Regions from separate parts of the Mus musculus genome. Here all the other regions are linked to region 3. The links are chromatin loops, found by intact Hi-C in ENCODE. Cell type or tissue: heart. All regions are shown on one strand.

The links. A loop is a pair of places that touch in the nucleus more often than their neighbours do. Peaks named below come from ENCODE experiments on the same cell type or tissue, not always from the same donor. Only the 100,000 strongest peaks of a DNase experiment are listed, where the experiment ranks them.
Region 1: it touches region 3 in a loop (3-fold over the local background); 6 of 42 quality-filtered maps call a loop at or near these places.
Region 2: it touches region 3 in a loop (1.9-fold over the local background); 4 of 42 quality-filtered maps call a loop at or near these places.

What each region holds. Positions count from the first base shown.
Region 1 is chr10:95,704,622-95,712,621 of GRCm38, forward strand. No RefSeq gene overlaps it. Among named protein-coding and RNA genes, the nearest start is that of Gm47708, 22 kb to the right of the region's middle. In heart, no CTCF peak of the experiment used is centred here; a DNase peak (open chromatin) is centred at 3,550; H3K27ac peaks cover 1,447 bases.
Region 2 is chr10:95,673,979-95,681,978 of GRCm38, forward strand. No RefSeq gene overlaps it. Among named protein-coding and RNA genes, the nearest start is that of Gm33336, 46 kb to the left of the region's middle. In heart, no CTCF peak of the experiment used is centred here; DNase peaks (open chromatin) are centred at 3,853, 4,883, 6,613 and 6,943; H3K4me3 peaks cover 2,007 bases; H3K27ac peaks cover 3,979 bases.
Region 3 is chr10:95,775,477-95,783,476 of GRCm38, forward strand. It overlaps 4732465J04Rik (a long non-coding RNA gene), which reads left to right. Exons shown (of 5, transcript XR_380952.1): 3 at 3,406-3,593; 4 at 5,033-5,150. Among named protein-coding and RNA genes, the nearest start is that of 4732465J04Rik, 6.3 kb to the left of the region's middle. In heart, a CTCF peak has its summit at 4,659; a DNase peak (open chromatin) is centred at 4,755; H3K27ac peaks cover 929 bases.

The DNA.
Region 1 (8,000 bases), 71 kb before region 3:
AGCCTAGACTCTGCAAGCGGCACTTGAGAAGCACTTTACGGTCAAGTGAACACAGTAGAGAGCCCGAGGAGGCCTTGGGGGGACACATGCTCCCTCTCGTATTCTGGGGTCATGGGGACAAAGGCCAGGCACTGACTTCAATACTTTTCTTCACTCTACAGAGCACATACATCCAGTCTGTCGGGCAGGCTGGGAGACATCCTGTAGTTCTTAGTTGGGTTGTCTGCCACTGACTTCTTCCACCCCCTCTTCATCCACCCCCCACCCCCTGTAACACCCATGCCCCAGAGCCCCTGAGATCTGGAAACCCTGGTCCTGTCTCATCCCTGTGAGAGGCAGGCTGCCAGCATCACTGTCCCAGTTTCACAAACAGAACAACCGAGTCACTTTTCTATTGTTGCCACACCGAAGTTACCCAGTGAGTCATTCTAAGTCCTAGAACTGGCTCCTGATTCTTGTTCCTGGCATCACTAACAGAGCCGGATGGATGCCGTCAAAGGCTAAAGAGGATGCTGGCACCGAACCTCTCCGAGGAGAGCAACCTTGCACATGACTGAGTCAAAAGCAAGGATTAACTCTCTTGATACTTGCAGCCTAAGGAAGAGAGGTGTGAGGTGTGTGTGTGTGTGTGTGTGTGTGTGTGTGTGTGTGTGTGTGTGACATCATCATCACTAACACACAGGATTCTTAGTTGGTCTTTAAATGGCTTAAAATGGTCCATACATTTTCTGCTTCCTGCCGTCCTGAATACTATGTGTGTGTGTGTGTGTATGTGTGTGTGTGTGTGTGCATACGCTTGTGTATATGTGTGCAAGAGAGACATCATTACCACCAACAAACCAGATTCTTAGCTGTTCTCAAAATGGTCTATAAATTTACTGCTTCCTATCCCCCCTTAACACTGTGGGTATGTGTATGTTTGTATGTGTGTGTGTGTGTACATTGTGTAAATATATATTGAGACAGAGTCTCACTTGTAGGCTTGGCTGGTCTGTAACTCTCTATGTAGACCAGATTGGCCCTGAACTCACAGAGATCTGCCTGCTTCTGCCTCTTGAATTCTCGGATTAAGAGCATGCCACACCCAGTGACACTAGATTTTTAAATGAACAAAAAGTATCTTATTTGCAAGTGAGGCAATGGACATTATCTTATAACAGAATCAGTTATGTGAATGTGAATCTGAGAGGAGGCTAAATTTATTTCCTTCTTTTTTTTTTTTTTTCACAAAAGAATCCTCAAAGTAACTGGCAGAGGGGAGAAAAATGAGCTCACTTTTGCTATAAAATTAGAAACACAAACCATTCCAAACACAAGCTGTTCATGCTTAACTAGAGGATACTTCGTATGTTCCATTTTCTGCATGGCTTAGAATTTCCTCACTCCCTGCCCTCCTCTTCCTCCTCCTCCTCCTCCTCCTCTTCCTCCTCTTCCTTTTGTATCTGTCTTATTTTCCTTTGTATGACACCCGATTCTAAGCGTGGATTGCCTCTGGCTCCCATCTAAGCCAAGAAGCTGAAGATCTACCCTCCCACAGTAACCCTGGAACTAAATAGCTGCAGCCTTAATTTGGAGGCCAGTAAAACTTTTATGTATTAAAGTTGTGATTTTATCCTTTCCTTCATAGCTATAGAAAGAAGAGCAAGCTTTAGAAGGCAGAACAGGAGCGCTTTGAGAATCCAGATACTCCCAAAGCTGCCTTTCTGAAAATGATGACCCACACACACCAAGCCTCAGTTACCATGGAGAACTCCTCAGTCACAATCCCTGGAGGTAGGGACCCTGGAATCTCAGGACTAAAAAATCCGAAGGATCTACCTAAGTACAGGCAGATCTTCCTGTAGTGGGCAGCAGTTTATGCAGAGGCCCGGGGCTGGCTAAAGGTTGGAGATATACCTGAGGTTCAGCCTTAAATGGGGTGTCTGTGCCAATCCCTCCCCAGTGAGGCTTACGGATGCCTCAGTAGAGTACGTAGAAGGGAAGGAAGAGCTGGAGGATGGGGAGGAGTGCTCCCAAGGGTTATATTGGCACTTGTGGACACACTGTAGCCATGATTACCTGTATAAGTCCTGTACGAGGTCAAGCCAACAAGACCATTGACCATTAACTGGACTCAGCATGTTATAGAACAAATGAACCCAAACCTAAACTACTTGAAGGTGGTAGGGAGATGTGTGGGGGTTGGGTGGATGTGATCAAATAGATATTCTAAAACCAAAATGGAATGGAATAGAAGCAGGAGATACGTGTTCAGAGGGTGGCCGTAGATAACCGCCAGGGCTCTCTGAAGCCTTCCGATGCTCATATAGAGGGTGATGCCGGGCCCCATGCATTTTCCTGAGGGACATCCTTAAACAGTCCCTGACTCCATAAAAAGTTAAGAGCCAGTAGATAATGTCAAATAAGTGTGGGCTAAAGGGGAAGCCGACATGACTCATTCGTAAACTACAGCAACAGCAACATTTTTAAAACTGTAAGTTAAGCCAAGGTTATCACCCTGCATCTACAAATCTTTAGAAATCGTGTGGGTTGTCAAATTTCTGTAGAAAATTCAGGAATTCTATGTCTTACTAGGCATAGGCACGCTAGCCAGAAAGAAAACATAAACATAAACATATTCTTACAGCCAACCAAGAAAATATCAACTCTCAAAACATCAAAAAACAAAACAAGACAAAAAAAACCCACAAAAACTCCAAAACCAAAAACCAAAAAACCCCAAAACCAAACCAAACCAAACCAAACCAAACCAAACCAAATACCTTTAATAACAACTCTTGGATAAATGAATATAATATGTTAAAAATATTTTAGATGCATTGACAATGATTATAAAAAGTTGGAAGCAACCTTAATATCCACCAATTTTGGAATAAAATATAGTAAGATCAATACTAGATCACCATAAAGCAATTACAAGAAACTATCTAAATTCATACATTAATAATAATGCAAATAAGGCAGCTAATATTTTTATGGTATTAACCAGCGCTTTTCTAAGGGCTTTGCCTACATCAACAGTAAGTGGGAACTCAAAACGATACGGAGTGTGAATATATGATAAGTGTAAAAACATTGTGATGCTACGTGTGTTTTAAGGCACAGACTATACTGTGGCTTACTGAGGCCTGTATGAGGTAGAAGCCTAAAACTGGGATGGCATAATGTTCCCAGCATTCCCTGACAGAGCATTTTCGGGTGACACTGCAGTCTTCTTCAGCATCTTCAAGAGACTTAGCAGAACTTTGAGGATACCCTCACACAAAAAAAAACCATTTGGCAAGACAAGAAAACCCAAATGCAGATACTGCAGACAAAGCCTTGGGGAATGAGACAGGGCAAGCTAGGATTCATGAAGGTGGGAAGGTTTGTGGTACAAGCAAAACTTAAGTCCACAGGACAGAAGGAGTCCCACTGTCTGGAGGACTCAGCTGTAACTTCCTGCGGAAGGATGTCAGTGTGGGAGGGGGAAACCCACAATGGAGAGGGACCCACATATATATAGGAGCAGGCCAAGCTCCACAATGAGATTCCCTGAAGCCACCTGTGGCTTGCTGGTTTCAGCCATCCTTTCCTGAGAGGAAGCGGGAAGACATTGGCCTGCCTGACAGGACATCTGGAAGGCTCATCGGGCTAGGGACATGTGGTAAAGCTCTTCCGTTACAAACTATAACCAGAGAGGAAATGACTAACTGACACTCTTTGACCCTGAGGAGTTGAGAGGAATTATGTGTGGAATGCCAGTTACCAAGGTCTGGGAGCTGCGAGCCACAACAAAGTCTTCTCAGAATTCATGATATCCCAGGGAAAGGGATTTGGGGCTGTCTGGCCCTCAACTTCAGGTTGGAAAACACAAAGTATGAAATTAGTGGTGTGAGTATGGCAAGTGCCTTTTCTTTCAGCCCCCAGTAAAGAACAGGTTTAAGAGAAATAGAATTTGAGCCAGTCCAGGAATTCTTCTTCAAACACGTTTCCAGTTTACAACTCTTCTTGCCTATTCCTCTGACCTCTTGTAGGATGCGATTTTATCACCAAGGATCTCCAGGTTTAGTCAGCTCCTTCTCAGTCCACCCCAACCCACTCCACAAAGACTCCTCATTCTCCATAACGATGATCCCCACCCATTTCTCATTGCTTCCTCTGTCGGAATGACTTCTGTCTGACCCTGCTTCGCCTGGAAAAGTCTCACCATCCTCTTGGACTCCTCTGCAGGGACAGCAGCATAACCATCTACAGCTCCGCACTATATAGGTCTTCCCCAAGGACCCTGGGAACAAACTGATGATGAGCAAACATCAGTTCCTTGTTGATCGATCCGTTCCTTGTTAATCAAGGGGACAGCATCATGGGGACATGGGTTCAGCAGCAGTGTTAGAAAAGACCTGTCCTAATTGTGGGCTTTGGTGGGAAGATCTGAGGAGAAACTGGGCTTTTGGGTCTACATTGGATGGCACCAGGAATCCAGGTGATCCTGTGCTGAGGGTGTTTTAGGGTTACAGTGATCCTGTTTGTTTGTTTGTTTGTTTGTTTGTTTTTGTCTGAACATAGACAAAATAAGTCATGTGATGGTCTCATTTTGATTCACTTTATCAGTGCCCACAAGCAAGCCTGTCTGCCATGGCTGCTCTGTGTGATCGATTGTTTACGCCTGACAGAGGAACAGGATGGCTTGGCTCTGATGATCAGAACAGCCTAGCCGACAATGATACTGAGGGCTAGCTGTGATTATTTCCAGATGTGGAAAGTTGGTTTCTCCTTTCTTTGCATCGAGAAGGCAAAGCAGTCTTCAGATTGTGATATTGCCCGTGTTTTCTCCGACATGTGTGACAGAGCAGCCAGTACAACTCTATATTGATACTCATTCCATTTAAGCCCTGTAGGACAGCCATGCCGTATGTGTGGGACTCACCCCCACTGCCTCCAGGATGGGCCTCAATTTATTTAGAACAATCCAGTGGTGACTCACTCAGGATGGCTTTAGCGATGGATTCCATGGAAACAGGCTGCGGTTTTTCACCCGGGAGGTTTTTAGTAGTGGGATTCTCTGGATGGGAGTAAGGGAGAAGGAAGAGATGAACTTGACAGGTAATTGCAGTAGAGGCCTGACTGGGTTACCCCTGGGAACTGGGAGCCATCAGAGAGTAAAAGTGCCAATGTAGAGAGAGAAGGTCTCAGCCCTGAAAGGAAGACCTGGTTGGCACATGTGCCCCAGAGCCATTTTCTTGTCTTGATGTTACTTCCAACATCTAAAGGACAGGCTCGGAGTTGGTGGGCCCTGTAATGCATTAGGGCTGTCCCCTTTCCATTTGGGGGCAGTCTGTGCTCCTCTCCATCTAACATTGTCCTCTTCTCTCTCTCTCTCTCTCTCTCTCTCTCTCTCTCTCTCTCTCTCTCTCTCTCTCTCTCTCTCTCTCTCTCTGTCTTTCCCTCCCTGACACACCTACTCTCTCAGTAAGATGATATTTATCACGCCCAGGGGCTTTTTCAGATGCCAAGTTTCGTTTTCAGAGCACACTTATAACAAATGTGTTTTCTGCTGCCTTGGAGTTTTGAAGCTCTTGGAGTGGGGAGTGGGGAGCGGGGAGTGGGGAGCGGGGAGTGGGGGTGGGGTGGGGAGCAGGGGTGGGGTGGTGAGGAGCAAGAGTCTCCACATGTTGAGGTGCTATCAACTTTCTGCTCTCAAGGGTTGAGCTTCCCAAACACTTGTTGAAGAACTCTCCGGGCACTTTTGACCCCAGCAGCTTCTGCTGTCTCTTTAAACAAAACCTGGTGGGCAGAAGGACATCCACTGTGGGGACACCAGGTGTAAGGTGGGGATGGATGGTTTGGGGCTGACAGAGGGTATGAGAAATTATTTCCCAGGTCTGGGGCAGAAGAAGAAGGGACTAAGAGAAGTAAGCACACCACGCGAGGAAGGAAAGCTGTCAGTGTTCACTTGGAAGGAGCCACTGCAGCCACTCTGGACCCAGGCTGCTTTCCTGCTGAGGTAGACTTGGGCCAGTTTTCTTTTCTTCTTTGTATTTAGCTCTTCCGTGAAATATCCATAAAAGGGCTCCGAGCTCAATTAGAGCTATGGCTTGAAATATTCATCCCTCTGAAAGCTGACAACACTGGATTGAATTCACAGGACACGACTGTGAATAAATAACCTACAGTCCGTTCCTTTTTGAACTGCAATCTAATTAAATAGGGATTGTGGAGGGTTGGGGGAGAGAAAGGGACTGGATGGTCAGAGGGAATAGGGAGGAGAGACGAAGAGAGGCTGCTGGTGGTCTTTTGTAAGGACAGAGTGTCTCAGAGCTGACATGAATTTATTTCCATCACATAATTGATCAGCTTAACTTGAAATCTCTCTACTCCATATTCCCTGGAACTCAGTTTGTGCTACACAGCTTGGTTCTCCCGGTTGGGCACAAGAGACCATCGCTGGTGCATAAAGCGAGAACTTGGTGAGGGAAAGAGGGATAGACTAAAAAAACGGGTTCATCGATCAGACCACGACAACCCACCACACTCCACTCTATCACAGGACACTTCAAACCCCAAAGTGAGAGTGATCTCTGCTAACTCCCAGCAAACAGCTCTTGGGAGAATTCTTCCTGGCTAAGTACTCCTCTGACAGTGGTTACTCCCTCCCTCCCTCCCTCCCTCCCTCCCTCCCTCCCTCCCTCCCTCCCTCCCTCCCTCCCTTCCTCCCTCTCTTTCCTTATTTTATACTTCCAATCCCCCCTCCTAGGTATGCTTGTCTGTGTGTGTATATATGCACGTTTGTCTGCTTGAGGCACTTATTGCCATGGCACACGAGAGGAAGTCAGAAGATACTCTTGGGTGTCAGTTGTCCAGTTCCACCTTCTTGGAGTTAGCCGGTTGTTGTGTGCCACTGTGTATGTACACCAGGCTGGACCAGCTGGGTCAGGAGCATCCGCGGATTCTCCTGTGTCTGCCTCCTGACTTGCAGGAGGAGTACGTCCTAACATATATCTGCTGCCGTGATGGTTTGACGTGGCTTCTGGAGACCCAGCTCAGATCTCAGACTTGCACAGCAAATCCTTTACCCGTGAAGCCATAGCTGTAGTCCACACCTTATAATTTAAAAACCTTTAAAGATTAGCATACCAAGTAATGGGCTTAATCCTGGCAGGTTTATGCATATGCATTATCATACATTGTTTTCATTCATCCCTCTTTCCCCGGCCCTCCCGTGCTCCCTCCTCACTCTGGGTGGTCCTCTTCCTCCACACAGTTAGTCCTCACTCTTTTTTTCCAGTTTCATGCATTCCATTACTCTATTTCCTGCCTCCCTCACGATTTCTTCCTCCTCTCTCATGATCAGTTTCCTACTTTTGTTACCAAAACAAATATGTCTGTTACACGCACATATAAACACACCCGCATATATAAACCTAGCTTCCACCTATGAACAAAAACATGATATTAGCCTTTCTGTGTCTACCAAGACAGCATTCCTTAAGGGAAATAGATAGGACAATTTGATGTAGATCTGGGGGCGGGGGGTTCCATGATTCCTGTTCGTATCTCCAGGCGAAGGTTCATACTGTGCGTTCTCCACAGAATATGTTCCATCTGGTTTAGCCTACACAGCGAGCTCCTAGGTCAATAGAGGAGTTATTGCTGATGAATAAATGTAGTTTCTAACTCAGGAGGTTCGGCATGCATTAGTGAGTCACATCATATTCATGAAATGATCTGAGCATGTTTTCTTGTACCTGCCAGCCGGCTGTATAAACTTGGCACTGACATTCTGTTTCTACTTAGCCCAGATGTACAACTTCCTGTGGAGGAGGGAAAGGTTTGAAGTAAGGCCTTTCCTCTGCCCCCTGCCTCCTGGCTCTGGGGAAGGGTGAGAGCGAGTGAGTTCAAGGCCACTGCTTCCAGACAGACAGAAGGAGTGAGGAACTTTGCTCAAACTCTTCCCTTCTTTGATAAAAAAAGCCGAATTCCGATGCAGTGGGGACAGCCTTGTTACCAAGTGGCATACA
Region 2 (8,000 bases), 100 kb before region 3:
GAAGAAGAAGAAGAAGAAGAAGAAGAAGAAGGAGGAGGAGGAGGAGGAGGAGGAGGAGGAGGAGGAGGAGGAAAAAGAGAAGAAAAACAACACCTTCATTGCTGGTAAAAGTGCACACTTGTGTAGCCACTGTGAATGTTAATGTACAGGTTTCTCAACAAGCTGAAAATAGATCTTCTACAATATGCAGTTGTAACACTCCTGGGCATCAAAGGACTCTATATCCTACCACAGTCTTGCTTATCCGTGATCATATGTTCTTTTCATAACAGCCAGACTTTTCTTCTTTCCTGTTCATATGTAAATTCCTCTCACGTGTCTGAAGAGAAAGCACAAGAGAAAAGTGCTCTTTCATAGTGTGTCTTAATCCATTTCTCATACTGTAACAAATATCTGTGACAATCAAGTATAAAGATTTATTTGTTTGTTTATTTATTTATTGGGTGTGTGTGTTATAAGACTGGAGACAGTGGGTGTCTTCCTTAATTTCTCTCCAATTTAGTTTTTGAGACAGGGTCTCTTACTGATCTGAGATCCACCAATGACTATATTGGTTGGTCATCATGCCCAAGGGAACCTTCTGTCTTTTTCTGTCCACAGCCCTAGCTGGGACTATGAGCCACCATGACTGACCTTTTGTGGATGCTGAAGAATGTACCAGGTTCACTTTACTGACTAAGACCCTATGTGGACTCTTACGAAAATCTTTCATTATCTCTTTATTCATGTGTGTGTCCTTCTAAGAGCTGAAAGACACTCTAGCCTCAGACCAAAAGGGCCTGGCTCCCTGGACATTGCTCTGTCTGACAGTGGCCTGACTCTTGGAGATATCTAGTATCAGAAATGCTTTGAGCCCAGGTCCTGAGAAACAAATTTCTCTGAAGCTTTTTGTGGTTGTTCATGATGGTGGTCATTTTAATGATTCTATCTGGCTGACTAGAGGTAACCAAGATAGATTTCATTCTGGAAACAGCAATATCACTCACAATTGAGACATTTTGTAACTCAGGGTTGGGGAAGAGAGATTAAGTTCTGTCACATGGTGTTTTAACAGCAACTGTTTTGGAGAGTTGAGGGATTGTAATTGAGATTGGCAGCTAGACATCTCCCATGCAGTTTACTACTAAGATTTAGGAGACAAGATATGGAATAATCAACCTGAAGAGACTACAAATTCTTCTTCCAAGGACCATGTATAGCAAAGAATGGGAGGAAAACAGGTGAAAATTGTACATGAAGGTGCTAGTGCACATTTCAGGGTCTCAGCTGTGTGACTTAATTTTTAAGGATGGACCTCGAGTGTCCCAAGCTGGCTTTGAACTTGCTATGTAGTTGAAGGTGACCTTGAATTTCTGATTCTCCTGCTTTTATTTCCCCAGTGCTGGGATTAAATGCTATGTACTATCATGTCGGGTTAATGCGCTGCTGGGGATTGAGCCTAGGACTTCACAAACACTTGGCAGGCACTCTAACAACAGCTATGTCCAGCCATTCTTTTGGGTGGCCAGAGGGATTCAGACCATAGTCTCTAACAATAGTATAGTGGTCCACAATGCAGGGAGCAGAGAACACAATTGTGGGGTGGTGACCTTTAACCTCTCCAACATTAGTGACATTGGGACAATGTTTGCTTCTCTTCCTTATACATAGGGGGGCTCCTGGGCTTCTGAGCTTCTGGGATTCTGGCCTGCCCAGGGTAACTATGGCAGTCAAGGGTTTCTGGAGAAGAGGAAGTCATTGTCTTCAGAGGTAGACTGCTGAGTCCCTCATGCTGCAGTGAAGAGCTGCACACCTGTGCCCTTGTCATCCCAATGGGTCACAAAGTGAAAAAATAAAAAGAACACTAAAAAAGATAAGAGTGGGGTTGGGACTTGTGGGTGTGTTGTTTTTTGGAGGGGCAATGATGGAAGTAGAAGGAATGAATGTGACCAGCCTGACCATATATATATATACACATATATATCATCACATATATGTATCACATATGTGTCACATGTATACAACATATATACATAGTATATATATGATATACACATAGTATATACCTATATATATATATATATTCAAATAATGAGTTATAAAAGCTTTCTTTAAAAAGAAAAAACCCTCCAGAAACTTAAGAGACTGCGTTTATGTATTTTACTCATCTAACAAACTATTATGCTGACTCACTAGCCCTGCAGAGCAGTTTGGACATTTCAGGTGACATTTGTCCACTCAGCTCCCTTCCTGTGACACCCCTGAGAGACTCATGTGTCTTCAGATGAAAAGATAGGGAGGTTTGGAGGCTTCGGGAACTTGTCCAAAATCACAGGTAGCATGGGGGCAGTTGCTGACAGGTGCACCTGCTCCCCCCCCCCCCCCCCCCGCTCCCTGTGACACTTCCAGGCCTTGCCAGCACAGGGCTAGCACCTCTTATACTGCAGAGTATGGCTTTAATGTGTGTGTGTGTGTGTGTGTGTGTGTGCACATGTATATGTGTGAGGGTGTGTGCAGAGGTTGGAAGTGGATTCCTCAGTTGTTCTCCACCCTGTTTTTTGAGACAGCATCTCCCAGAGAACCTGGAGCTCACTGACTGGCTAGATTAGCTCACCCAGGCCTCCTTCTGTCTCCACACCCCCAGTGCTAGGCTTACAAGGGCATGCTGCTGTGCCTGGCTTTTTGACATGGTTCATGTAGACTGATGGCAGGGTCCCACGCTTGTATGGTAGACACTTTACCAATGAAGTCATATCCCTAGCGTGCTCTCTCTCTCTCTCTCTCTCTCTCTCTCTCTCTCTCTCTCTCTCTCTCTCTCTCTCTCTCTGGTGGTTATTACTATTTAAACGTAGTAATAGTGTTAAGTGCTTCTGTTGCACATGCTGGAGTTACCTGCATTTTCTTATTTAATCCTCAAGACAACATACCACCAAGTTCTCTGCCTGACTCTAACTCAACTCCTGCATACAGTCCCATTGATAACTTGCTGATCTAGACTTGGTACCCTTTCCAATACTAAGTATAGCCAGTAAATCCTGAGAGTACAAATCAAGCAGAGGGCATACAACAGAAGCTCAGAAGCCTGTCAGGAAACAAGAGCAAGAGCTGCACAGGCCAGCTAACTGAGCACTGGGGAAGCTGGGCCGGGAGGATGGAGCGTTCAAAGCCAGCCTGAGTTACATAGTTTCAAGCCAGCCTGAATTGGATGGACAGATGCTGTATGAAAAAAACCGAAGCAACAAAAGCCAAGCGCTCCCAACCAGACAAAACAGCAAAGTGGCAAGAGCCAGGCATGGTGGCATACACCTAATAATTCAATTACTTGGGAGAACAAAGTGGAGGATTGCCGAGAGTATCAGACCAGCCTGGGATTCACACTGAACCCTTATCTCAAAAAAACCCAACCCCCCCGCCCCCCCCCCCCCCACACACAGGCGGAAGGAGAGTCCGATAAGACTGGTCTTTGTGGCTTTAATCAGCATCCAGTTCGCCTCCCACTAGACTCCTTCCTCTTGGCTTTGAAGGTGAAAAAGTAAAATGCTCTGTGCAGTGCATGCCGTGTTGGGATATATAACTTGCAGAAACCCAATAGGCTCGAGTTAAGTTTTTGTTTAAAAAAAAAAAAAAAAAGGAAGTGGCTTAAAAAGCAGTGTCCTCGTGACCCCTCCCTGGAAAACCTGCAGGCTAGTGCAGACTCAGTTCTTCCAACATCTCCATCCAAACGGAAGTTGGGGATCGCAAACATTTCCGCCAAGCGGAGGGTAATGACAGCATCACCGTGGGAAAAATGGTGGGGGTTGATTTCAGGACTGTAAAAGACATTTTCATCGCGTAATGAACCTAGCAGCAGCCTAGCAGCTGGCCACATTGCCACAGAACGACTTCCTCCATCAGCTAGCGGAAGGAGCTGGGAGACATGAAGAGCTCCTTGCAGGCAGGGGCTGACTCTGGAAACCAAAAATGGAAATGCCGCCACTAGCTCTGCATCTGCGCAGTGAGCATCAGGGTGAGGCCAGCCAAGGACCCACCTAGGCGCTCTGGGGCACAGATGAGAGGAAAAGAGAAACCCGAGCCTGCGCACTGACAGGCCAGTGACAGGTGCTGGTCATGGCTGAATTGTGTCCAAGTGCCTCCACCACTCGGGGTTCCTACTGCCTTTCTATGTAGAAGCGGGCTTAAAGAAAAATTCTGACAGGCTTGCTTTGGTAGCAGATGGGGGTGAGTTTGTTCGAGAGAGGTTCTGTGTCATTCCCAGGAGGGACACAGCACAGAGACGGAGAAACTGAGCAGGTAGACCTTGCTGCGGTTCCCCACCCAGACTGTTTCCCTGACGTTATACCCTTTGTCCACCTCATTGCTACACGGCTGTCCATTCATCAAGGACTTTAAACACAGAATAGCTTGCCTTCTTTGCGGGGGAGGTGTGCGATCATTTTTGAAACATTCTGTGACGCACAGAACTTGAGTTAAGTCAGTTTGTGGTCAGTGTTTGATTTGACAGGGTCTCTCTGTAATCTAGCCTGGCCTGAAATCTTGGTAACTCCTTGGAGAGTTTTCATGGCCAGCAGTGTACTAAAGACTCTGAGAAGTCTTGTAGTGGGGAAATGTTTCTTTCTCCACAGTAGTTCTTTAAGTGTTGACTTTGGAAGACTTTTTAAACGTTTTCTTTTTATTTTACTTTTAAACAAGTGTAGTGACAGAAAAGGGTGTCCTTTCCTCCCCTTTATAATTGTGCTGGGTAGTTTTATGTCAACTTGACAAACGCTACATTTATCAGAGAGGAAGGAACCTCAATTCCTGAAAAGCCTCCTTGAGATGGGCCTGTAGGCAAGTCTTAATTAGTGCTTGATGGGGGAGGGTCCAGGCCATGGTGGGTGGCGCCATCCCCCATGCTTGTAGTACTGAGTTCTATAAGAAAGTAGGCAGAACAAGCCCTGAGGAGCAAGCCACTAAACAGCCCTGCTCCATGGCCTCTGCATCAGCTCCAGCCTCCAGGTTCCTGCCCTGCTTGAGTTTCTGTCCTGACTTCCTTCAGTAATGGGCTAAATGGGGAAATATAAGCCAAATGAACACTCCCCACTCCCCCCTTCCCCTCCCCCTGAGTTGATTTTGGTCGTGGTGTTTCGTCACAGCAATAGTAACCCTAAATAAGACAAATGTCACAGTAGATAGACCAATGAGAGGAAAGTGTAGCAAATTTGTTTATTCAGAGTTTGATCTATCCAAGGAGACTTCACTCCCGGGCTGAGGTAAAGATGCCTATTTCACACCCAGATGCCACGAAGGTGGGCAGGGCATAGAAATGGGATAAGCATAGAATGTGATGTCCTGGGAAGAGAGAGCCCAGCAGGTCTGCCTGCCCGCAGAGGCCTTCTTGACCTGAGTGTAGCAGTCCTCTCAGGAAGGGGGAGCAGATGGCTATGGAATGAGATTGCTGACAGCATTCTGGAGGCCACGAGTCTTCAGTGGATGGCCTGGCTGGCTGAAGTAGGGAAGGCCTTTGAGGGTTAAATCCACCCCTGCCTCTGGTCTAGTACCCCACTTTCAGGTCCCCCGTGATGTGAGAAGTCACACTGCTCATACTGCGACCAACTCCTCTAGCCTCCCCTGCCCTGACAGACTGTGCAACTCACCCTGGGGAATATGCTCTGGCGAATTATTACTATTTAAACCATTTCATTGTAAAATAGAACACATGCCAACGTGCTATATAGAAATTATTGAAAACGTACGAATCATTTATTTCAGCAGGTTTTTTTTTTCTTTTTTTATGTACAATTTTGGGGCCAGGGTGAGTGGAAACCACAGGAAGAAAGATTGTAGCAAGGATTGGTGACATTTGATTGCTCGCTAAAGGAGGCCAGATACACGAAGTAGCTTTCAATACTCTAAAATTGTCCCACACACCCCAAAGGAAGGCCAATAGACAACCCATCTCCCTTGCAGATTCCTTAGCCTTCATGCCCTAACCACCAAGGACATTCTCTCTTCTTGGCCCTGGGGAACACATCTACTGTTCTCATCTGGTTTAATCTAATTTTCAGTGTGTATGTGGGGAGAGGTCATCCTTTTTATTTCTTTGGCAATGACCAAAATATTCCTTCAGGACCCTCCTCCTATTTAATGTTTCTACTTTGGGCATAAGTCCCGGCTCCTTCTCAGCGAGGCTATGGTCCTAACCTTTTGGGGTTGCTGTGGGCAACTATACAATTGGCTGTTACTGCTCAGGGCTGTGGGAACAGCTTTCCAAAACAGCTAAGCGACCCAAACCCAGACAAGCGCGTCTGGATCTGTGAAGTGCTTCTCGTATTTTGTTTCCTTTTCTGTGCACAGATATTTAAAAATAGATAGTAAGAACTTGCAATCGCCGTGAGGGGAGTTGTGTGTAGAAGGACGGCCCCTCCTTTGGAAATGACATCGTTACGGCTTTTTAGAATGTGAGCAGATTTGACATAGTAGAAAAAAAAATATGGATATTTTGGTCTGTATCCCACTTCCTGGCATACAGCTACACCAAACCGCGTGTCAGTTCTCAGAAATGATGTGACTTTTGGATGCTAACGGGATTTCTGATGTTTAGGGCCTCTTGGGTAGTCTTCAGACAGAGGCTGGTTGCCAAGGGAAACAGCCAAGTGAAGCAACAACTTGGACTTTCAGCCTTACCCTCTCCTCTGACCTCTGGAGAGGGAGAGGGGCGGGCTAGCCTTTGAGGTGATCGTTGTTGGCCAATGGCTGAATTAAAACCCAAAAGGAAGCTGTGGAGAGCTTCGGGTTCATTTAACAATCTGCCTATATTTAGATTCTGGGAGAATGGCAAGGCTCGACTTTGCCAAGGTGAAGAGTTACACGTTAGAGCAGCCTCCGTCTCTCCCGGGGTGGGTGCCTGTCGGAGGCACGGAGGTCTTTGCGCTCACCGACAAGCGTTAGGGGACCTGGATGTTCATCATACGAGTTGACCCTTCAAAGGGAAAAGTGGATAGCCTGCAATCTGCCCAGAAGGCTGGGACTGGAAATGGCTAAGAGCTTGGTGACCTGTGTGCTGTCTGTGTGGCTGCGACCACACTGGATCCGGCCCTTACTGTGAGGTTGTCACTCTGCGGAACTTTGTGGAAAGTTGTCTGTGGGATGTTTTTGTGCACGGTGTATTAAATGCTGATGTCAGTATCTAGAGACCTGGTGGCTGTCTGGACTTTGGAACTGTCATTATTATGGAGCATTTCCTGATTCGCTATTTTGTAAGATATTGCTTTCCATCACCTTCTGATTGGTTAATATAGAGCGTAACAGCTTATAACTGGGCAGGAGAGGCGGGACTTCCGTGAGGGGGTGGGGAGGGGAGAAGATCTCAGGTGGGACCTGGTGAGTCGCTATTGGGACACAAATGAAGGCCAGGGAGAGACCAAAAACTGGCAGGTAAGGCGCCATATGGCTGGAAAGTAGGCAAGACCAGCATTATCAGGGTAGAATAGCTTAAACTCTGCCCAACTATAGTACCTGAAGCTTGTTAAATAATATAAAGGTCTCTGTGTCATTTATTCAGAGCAAGGTCAGGCATAGAAAAGCCCACGCTTTAACAGGCGTTATATGTACTTTACAACGAATCTTGATGCATTCACATCTTAAGCTTTACTGAGCTTGTGGGATTGAATTAATTATCACCAGGAAGATCTCACCAAACTGTGCTACACTGAAATATGCCTAAAATAAACCACTTGGGGTTAGATTTCCAAAGTCTAAACCAACACTAGCTACTAAGACATGTTGACGCAAACCACTTCCTTCTGATAACTGAAGTGATCACACAGACTCCCTATAAATGCTGTCCCTGACCCCATTGCTTCCCATGCTTCCTGGATGGAAGCACAGATCTTGAGGTATTGTGGCTAATGGCTGGGGTAGGTCTGGGATCAGGGAGAGACAAGGGTAAGCATATATGTGTGTGTGTGTGTATAATTTTTATATATAAAATGTATATTATATATTAAAATAATAGACAACATATTTTACATATAAAATAAATT
Region 3 (8,000 bases):
TTGGCTCCTTATTCAATATTTACTCTATTTTTTTTCTTCTGTAGAAACAATTCTAGCATGGCAAAATTCGTGTCTAAGAGATGACATCTCCTAACCTCTCTCATAGTAAGAGTGTCACAGGACAGGGCGCTTACATAAATTTGAATTTTGGCAAACAAAATAATTTTAAATTACAAGTATGTGTGTGCGTGCATGTGTGTGTGTTGTGCTTGCTATAGTATTTTTATATTTCTAATGGTTTATTTATTTTTATCTTATGTGTAGGGGTGGTTTTATTTTTTCAGGTTTTTTATTAGATATTTTCTTTATTTACATTTCAAATGCTATCCCTAAAGCCCCCTATACTCTCCCCCCACCCTGCTGCCCAACCCACTCACTCCTGCTTCCTGACCCTAGCATTCCCCTGTACTGGGGCATATGATCTTCGCAGTACCAAGGGCGTCTCTTCGCAATGATGGCCGACTAGGCCATCTTCTGCTACATATGCAACTAGAGACACAGCTCTCGGGGGTACTGGTTAGTTCATATCGTTGTTCCTCCTATAGGGTTGCAGACCCCTTTAGCTCCTTGAGTACTTTCTCTAGCTCCTTCATTAGGGGTGTGTAGGGGTGTTTTGCCTGCATGCATGTATGTGCATACTTGATAGCTGTGGAGGCTAGAAGAGGGTGTTAGGTCCCCTAGAACTGGAGTTACACTGTTGTGAATTGCCATGTGTGTCCTGGGAGCTGAACTCAGGGCTTCTGCAAGAACAGCTGGTACTCTTAACCGCTGAGCCATCTCTCCAGCCCCCAGTAGTTTTGTATTTTCATTTGCCAAATATGGCAATTCTATGCACATGGCTTTTGGAATGAAGATGCACGTTCTCTCTGTCCCTTTTCTCCTTTCTCTCCTGGGAGGTAGATGGGATAGCTGGAATTTCAGCAGCCACACGGAGATGTGGGGGAGCAGAAGTAAAAGACTGAGGACTTAGGTCTCTGGTGACTGTATCCCTTCAGAGCTGCTTTTGTGTGAGAACAAGCCATTGGTCCACATTGGCTGCCATGCTGTCTCTGTGATTTGTACCTAACAAATGTTAGATATCATAGATATTCACATGTTATGGCCTTAGCACGTTTTAGAGTAGTGTTACCTTTTGTGTATGACAGAATCTGTTTTACTATGTACCATTTGCTTTGGTTTTTATTTATTGTATATAATTATCTCTAGTATCTCTCTCTCTAAACACACCATATCATATTATAAAATAATATACATTATTTATTACCTATTATTATATATTAAATATACACTACACACACACACACACACACACACACACACACACACACACATACACACACACGGGCATGCACACATTATTTTTCTTCTTGTGTATCCCAAACTGGCCCTGAACCTTCTGTATATCCAAGGCTGGCCTCAAACTCCTGATCCTCCTGCCTCTGCCTCCTAAGCACTGGGATTACAATTGTGTATCACCACATCCAGTTTAGTTACTATACTTTTAAGGTCTCTGAGGGAGGTAGAGGGTATTCCTTCCATCCTTTGGAAAGGCAGCCATCAACATGAGCCTCACACAAGGCTGGTGCCCATCTTTTACCTGCTGCCTTTGGCCTTTTGAGCACTTGTTTCAGATCATAACATTTCTAAAACAAGGTGATTTTTTTTTGTAACCTTCACACAAGCATTCTGCCCGAAACTCAGTTCACCTACACTGATAAGCCAAAACCTCAGAGTCAGAGTCATATTTCAAAAAGCTATTGACAGATTTCCTCCTATGCCACAAAGGTTAGCTAGGGATAGTCACATGTTCAGGCAAAGTGCATCAATGACTTAGAAAGTAGGTGATTTGTGGCACATTCCTCTATTGCCAGCACTCAGAAGGCAGAGGCAGGAGGACTTCAGGTTCAAGGGCAGGATGGGGTATGTAGTGAATTCATGGCTAGCTGCAGCTATGTGGTGAGAACACAAAGCAATACTAACAAAAATCAGGATATCAGTGATATAAAATACACTGCCTTCAGCAGGTCATGACCTTCAAGACTCACTGCTCAACATTCTAGTAAAGTGAAGGGGTCAAGCTATCCCTTTGCATCTAAGCCTGAGCTTTCCGGTTATGAAGGGCAAGAGCAATTATCTGGACTGACAACTGCACAAATAGCTGGCTCCCCTTTTTTTCAGTGAAATCTTTTGAAGGTTATGTGGTAGTAAATAACCAACCATGCTTCCTCAGATTAGCTGCATTTTTTTTTCTCCCTATGACGCCCACCCTCACCCTCCATGGAGGCAAAGCAACCTCGAAAAGAGAGCAATATTTCCTTATAGGACTCCCTCTTCAAACACTCATGGAACAAGATCAGGCCTGGTCCAGCTGGCAGAGACTGCCCCGGGGAGATGGCTAGACTCTGTGATGTGGTGAGGGCGGAGAGTTAGAATTTAACAGGCGAGAAAGGGAAAGGCCTCTCACACCATCTTGTAAGTTTCTATACAAAATAGAAACTTCCTGTTGGCGAGGAAGGGTGAGATCAGGGGTATGAGAAGCTGGGGAGCCAAGCCTCTGGACACAGGTAATGTTACAAAGAACAGCAATGAATAACCCAGAAGAATGCGCTACACACGAACACAGCAGGATCGGCCTCAGTCCGGAGCATCTGCTCTGGGAGTCTGGTGAGAGGTTATGACGTCATGACTGGCGGCCCTAGGAAGATGACGGATGAGGTGTCCGTAGGCATCTAAACCACTGACGTAAATAAAAGTTGTACAGAACTGAGTTGGACAGATAAAAACCACATCACATGTTAATTGGTATTTTTTCTTATCATGTTAAAGATGGAGAAGGAACACATCTAACAGTCATTCAGGGCCAGACATGTGACACATGCCTCAGCAGGCTGAGAGGCCGGAAGATCATGAGTCTGAGGCCAGCCTGAGCTATAAAATGAGTTCCAGGCCAGCTTCGACTTGATGGTAAGAATCTGTCTCTGAATATAACACAACACAACACAACACAACACAACACAACACAACTCAGGACTGTTGACTGAACATCTGTGAGGTACCAGGCCTCATGGTCAGGACTGCATCCAGGTTTATAGTGCTGTTGAGGCAGGGTAACAATGCCTTTGAACTTCTCAGGAATGAAAACTTTATGAGCTCCTTTTTGTCTCTGCTCTAAGACTGTGGCTGAAGTCACCTCCTCTGTACTGTGATCTCCTTAATGACCGCTCCTTTAACGCAAGTGTAGTAACAGGCTGGTAGGCACGTTTATGGAGCACTTTTAGTTTTAAAATAGGCTTACAGTAAGACCTCTCATAAAAGTCGGCAGATTGCTCAATGTTCAGCTTTTCCCTGTTACTAAATAATCTTTTGCTTTTCTTGACAACTAAGCTTAAACATTTACCAAACAAGCTCTAGAAAGTAGGACAGGAGACTTAGTTGACTCCGGGGTTCGTATAGGCAGGGAGCACAGGCGTAAGGCTGAGATCGGCTTCCCTAGAGCCTTTCAAACTGGATGGACCTGCACTTGTTGCTTAAATGTCTTGAGGCCTGTGTTTCCACATCTGGGAAATGGGGAAATTGTGGTGTTTGCTGTGAAGGTAATTTTATTAAAAGATTAGGTTAGTGGTTCATGGCCACAATATGCCCTAGCAAAGGTAGCTTCTTTTGATGCGTGTGTGTGTGTGTGTGTGTGTGTGTGTGTGTGTGTGTGTGTGTAGCTATTGATAGATCCACCAGTTCATCTGTTTATCACCATGCATAGCTTGGTGAATGTGTAATAGGGAAATCCAAACATACTGGGGTCACAGTCGTATAGCATAGATACTTCGTCCCTAGTAACACTGCTATATGTCTTGTTTGCAGCTTTTAAAGGTAAGATCCAAAGATGTACAACTTTCATCTGGCTCCTTAGGTTCCCTGTTCTCTTCATCCCGTCTCACTAGCTCTAGCTCTCCATGTTGGGTCGGGAGGAGGAGGGAGAAGGGAGGGACTGGACCACTTACCTCATCTTGCCCATCCACATCTATAGTCCAACCACACTAGGGTGGTTATAGCACTGTGTTAGGGACAGGTGCCTAAGCTAAGGGCTGGTGGTACCCGGTGAATCATTGGAGGGGCTCCTGCCTGATAGACCAGTGCCCAGGAAGACATGGTTATCCACTAACTCCTGATATTTTCCTTGGCTCCATCCAGAGCCTCCATCCTTGCAGCCTGATGATGCATTGTGGCTCATCTGTCTGGTATCTACTGACTCGCCTTGATACTTATGTGCAGTTTGCGGATGTTTTCTTGGTACTTTGAGATGTGTTCTATGAAGTCAGTTGCCTTTAGAAGCTCCTAACTGACGTAAACAACCCCCATGACATTTCCTTGCTTCTCTATGGCTGGCCCCTCCACCACTAGATGTTGTTTACATGCTTTGTGTGATTGCTACATCAGACAGGAAGCTCTTCTGGATTGCATTTTCTGTTTTCTCAACTGTACTATGAGTACCTTGCTTGAGCCGAGGGCTGGGTCTTCTCTTGCTGAGTGACTTGAAGACAGGCTTGTACATTTTTAACAGGTAATGTTTTTGTCATCAGTTCCCAAACCCGTCTGTGATTGCGCCATTGTGTACACGGGACCAGCAGTGGCTCTCACAACATTGCCCTCTGACGGAGACGGAGATGAACTGGCGATGGCTTCTGCCCTTGCCGGAGGAAAATCCTCCGTTCCATTTCCAGTTCCTTTCCCTGTCTGCTCGGTATCAGGATGGAACGCTTAAAGGGCAGAAGCTGCTGTAATGGAAACTTAAACATGAACAGGAAACATCTTTAACACACTTACTCATTTTAGAGTAGGTGCATGGCAGGGTCAGGGTGGATGGCCAAGGACAACTTGGGAGAGTCATTTCTTTCCTGCGGCTCTTTACTTACTGAGCCGTCTCACTGGCTGACTCCTCAGAAGCCTGTTTAGCTTTCATTTGTGGAACTCCAGCTGCATTACAAACCCACCCCACCCCCACCCAACCTCATTTCTCTCCCTTTTTACTTTCTAGCTTCCTCATTGGCTGATGAACTCATCTGGTGTTCCTAAGACCAACACCTTCAGTCCCATTTCACAAAGTCCAAATCACAAAGGAGGAAACTATTTATTTGATGAATGCTGTATTGAAGGTAAGGTGCTGGGCGCAATAGATACACTGAAGAAGCCCCGCTTGGGAAGCTGAGGTGGAAGATGGCAAGTTTGATGCCAGCCTGGTCCTGTCTGCCTGTCTGAGATTGGGGTAGAGGCTGCGAGAGGAGAAGGAGGAAGAGGAGAAGGAGGAAGAAGGAGAAGAATAGGGCTCTCCTTTCACTGATAGGGTTTTATTTTTCCACAGATAAAGTGACGAGTCTTTTTTGGAAGAAAACATCTAGTGTTTTCTTTACGTCAAGACTTTTCCATCTTGTATTTTGGCTAGAACAGCTAGCAATTATCACAGGATAAGAGCTCTGATCATTGTCTCTCCCCAACCCCCTCACCCCACCAAGGGCAAGCCACAGTGCCTGGGCCCGCAGCCCACTCAGCCTACAGCATTAACCTCCTTTCTGTCAAGCTCTTCCAGAGACGTGGTTGGCACCAGCGATCCTGTGGTCTGCACAGCTCACCACTCTGCTTTCTGCACAGTTAATCAGAGCTGTGCCTGTTAATACCACAGATGGCTACTCTCCACTCACCAGCAGCCACATCTGGTGTGTGACTGTTGTCCTTCATTTGTTTACCTATTGATGATGATGATGGTGGTGGTGGTTTTACATCACTCCCGAACCCCTCTTCTAAATCCCATTACAATATATGTTTCTCCTATCTTCTGCTGAAACGAGGTCATTCCCCCATACCCCAGACTTGGCTCTATCATTCTATACTTGGTTTCCAGGAAGTCTCTTTTTGTGGTCATGTCTTCAGCTGTACATATTTTGTAGTTATGGCAGCAAGCTTAATTGCCCCACAATAGCAGAGACCTCACTATCTAGTCATCTCTGAAGTGGACCTCTTTTCAATGCCATTGCATTGGAGTGTGTCTTTGTTTGCTCTCTGTTGCTGTAATTGGATGCTAGACACTTGGTAACCTGTAAAAGAAACAAGTTTATGCTGGCCCGCCGTCCAAGAGTCCAGGAAGTTGAAGTATTGGTCTGTCTGACTTCTGTGGAGGGCCGCCCCATGCTTGAACACATGAAAGCAGAAATACAAAATAGTATGCTTGGGATACAGAAAGGGGGGCTGAATTCATGAATGTGTACACACACACACACACACACACACACACACACACACGCACGTACGTACGTATACACAAAGTCTGCCCTACAGAGCTGCCTTATTCCTATTGTTCTGGATGTGTGTTAAATGAATGTTCTAGAACAAGAGTACATTCTTTCATTCTAGGAAACATTTAATACATCTGTGATGTTTTTAACCCTGGAAACAATACAGACTATCTAGGTTAGAGAGATGGCTTAGTGGGTAAAGTGCTTGTCTCAAAAATCCCATGACCAGAGTTCCAACCCCGGAACACACGTGGTGGAAGGAGAAAAGAAACTCTCATACTCTTCCTTTGACCTCCACAGAAGTGTTGTGGCATGCTCAAGCCAACACACACACACACACACACACACACACACACACACACACAGAATAAATAAATTACATTAAAACATGGTATATTTTTCTTAAAGCACACAAATTTTACATGTCTTAGGGTTTCTCTTCCTGTACAAACATCATGATCAAGAAGCAAGTTGGGGAGGAAAGGGTTTACTCAGCAGGTAACAAACAGGAGATGATGCAGAGGCCATGAGAGGGATGTTACTCACTGGCTTGCTTCCCCTGGCTTGCTCAGCTTGCTCTCTTATAGAACCCAGGACTACCAGCCTAGGGATGGCACCACCCACAATGGGCCCTCTCACCCTTGATCATTAACTGAGAAAATGCCTTACAGCTGGATTTCATGGAGTTATTTTCTCAAGGGATACAGATTTGAAGTATGTTTCCGTTGTACTAACTAACAACCCTAGGTCCTTAATGTTGTGTTATGGTTTGTATATGCTTGGCCCAGGGAGTGGCACTATTAGAAGGTGTGATCTTGTTGGAGTAGGTGTGGCCTTGTTGGAGTAGGTGTGGCCTTGTTGGAGTCAGTGTGTCACTGTGGACCTGGGCTTAAGAACCTCATTCTAGCTGCCTGGAAGGGAATCTTCCATTAGCCTTCAGATGAAGATGTAGAACTCTCTGCTCCTGCTGGAAACTGCCATGCTCTTGCCTTGACGATAATGAACTGAGCCTCTGAACCTGTAAGCAACTCTAAGTAAGTGTTGTCCTTATAAGAGTTGCCTTGGTCATGGTGTCTGTTCACAGCAGTGAACCCTAGCTAAGACATGTTGTCATGATCATTATTTTAAGATATAGGTTTTGGTGTGTTTCTGGGCTCACTTTCAACTCCCAGGTCCAAGCTATTGTGCTGCTTTAGCCTCCTAAATACCCAGAACACTGTGCCCAGCTCTATCCCTTTAGGTTTATGTTAACTTTCGATTCTACCTTGCAACCTTCTAGTTAAAAATTCTGTTCTTGTTTCTATCAGGACCCTGAATGCTGAGAGGAGGAAGGGGGGTAGTGACCCAGCTTTACTCTGGGATATGGGTTCCTCTCTAAGGTGAGAATAATGGAGTCAATCATAGTATCCTCACTTTATAGACGAAGAAATTGAGCTTCAAAATGGCTAAGTACTCTGTCCATGGTTGTATAGTTAGACTGAATTTGAGACTCTGTCTCTGTGGTACCAAGGCTTTAGTCTTTCATTTAGATGATTGGCAAGATGCTTTGGTGTGTTTTATTTTTGTTTGTTTGGTTTCTTTCTCTCTTCCTCTCTCTCTCTCTCTCTCTCTCTCTCTCTCTCTCTCTCTCTCTCTCTCTTTCTTTCAAGACAGGGTGTAGCCTTGGCTGTCCTGGAACTCACTTTGTAGACCAGGCTGGCCTCGAACTCAGAAATC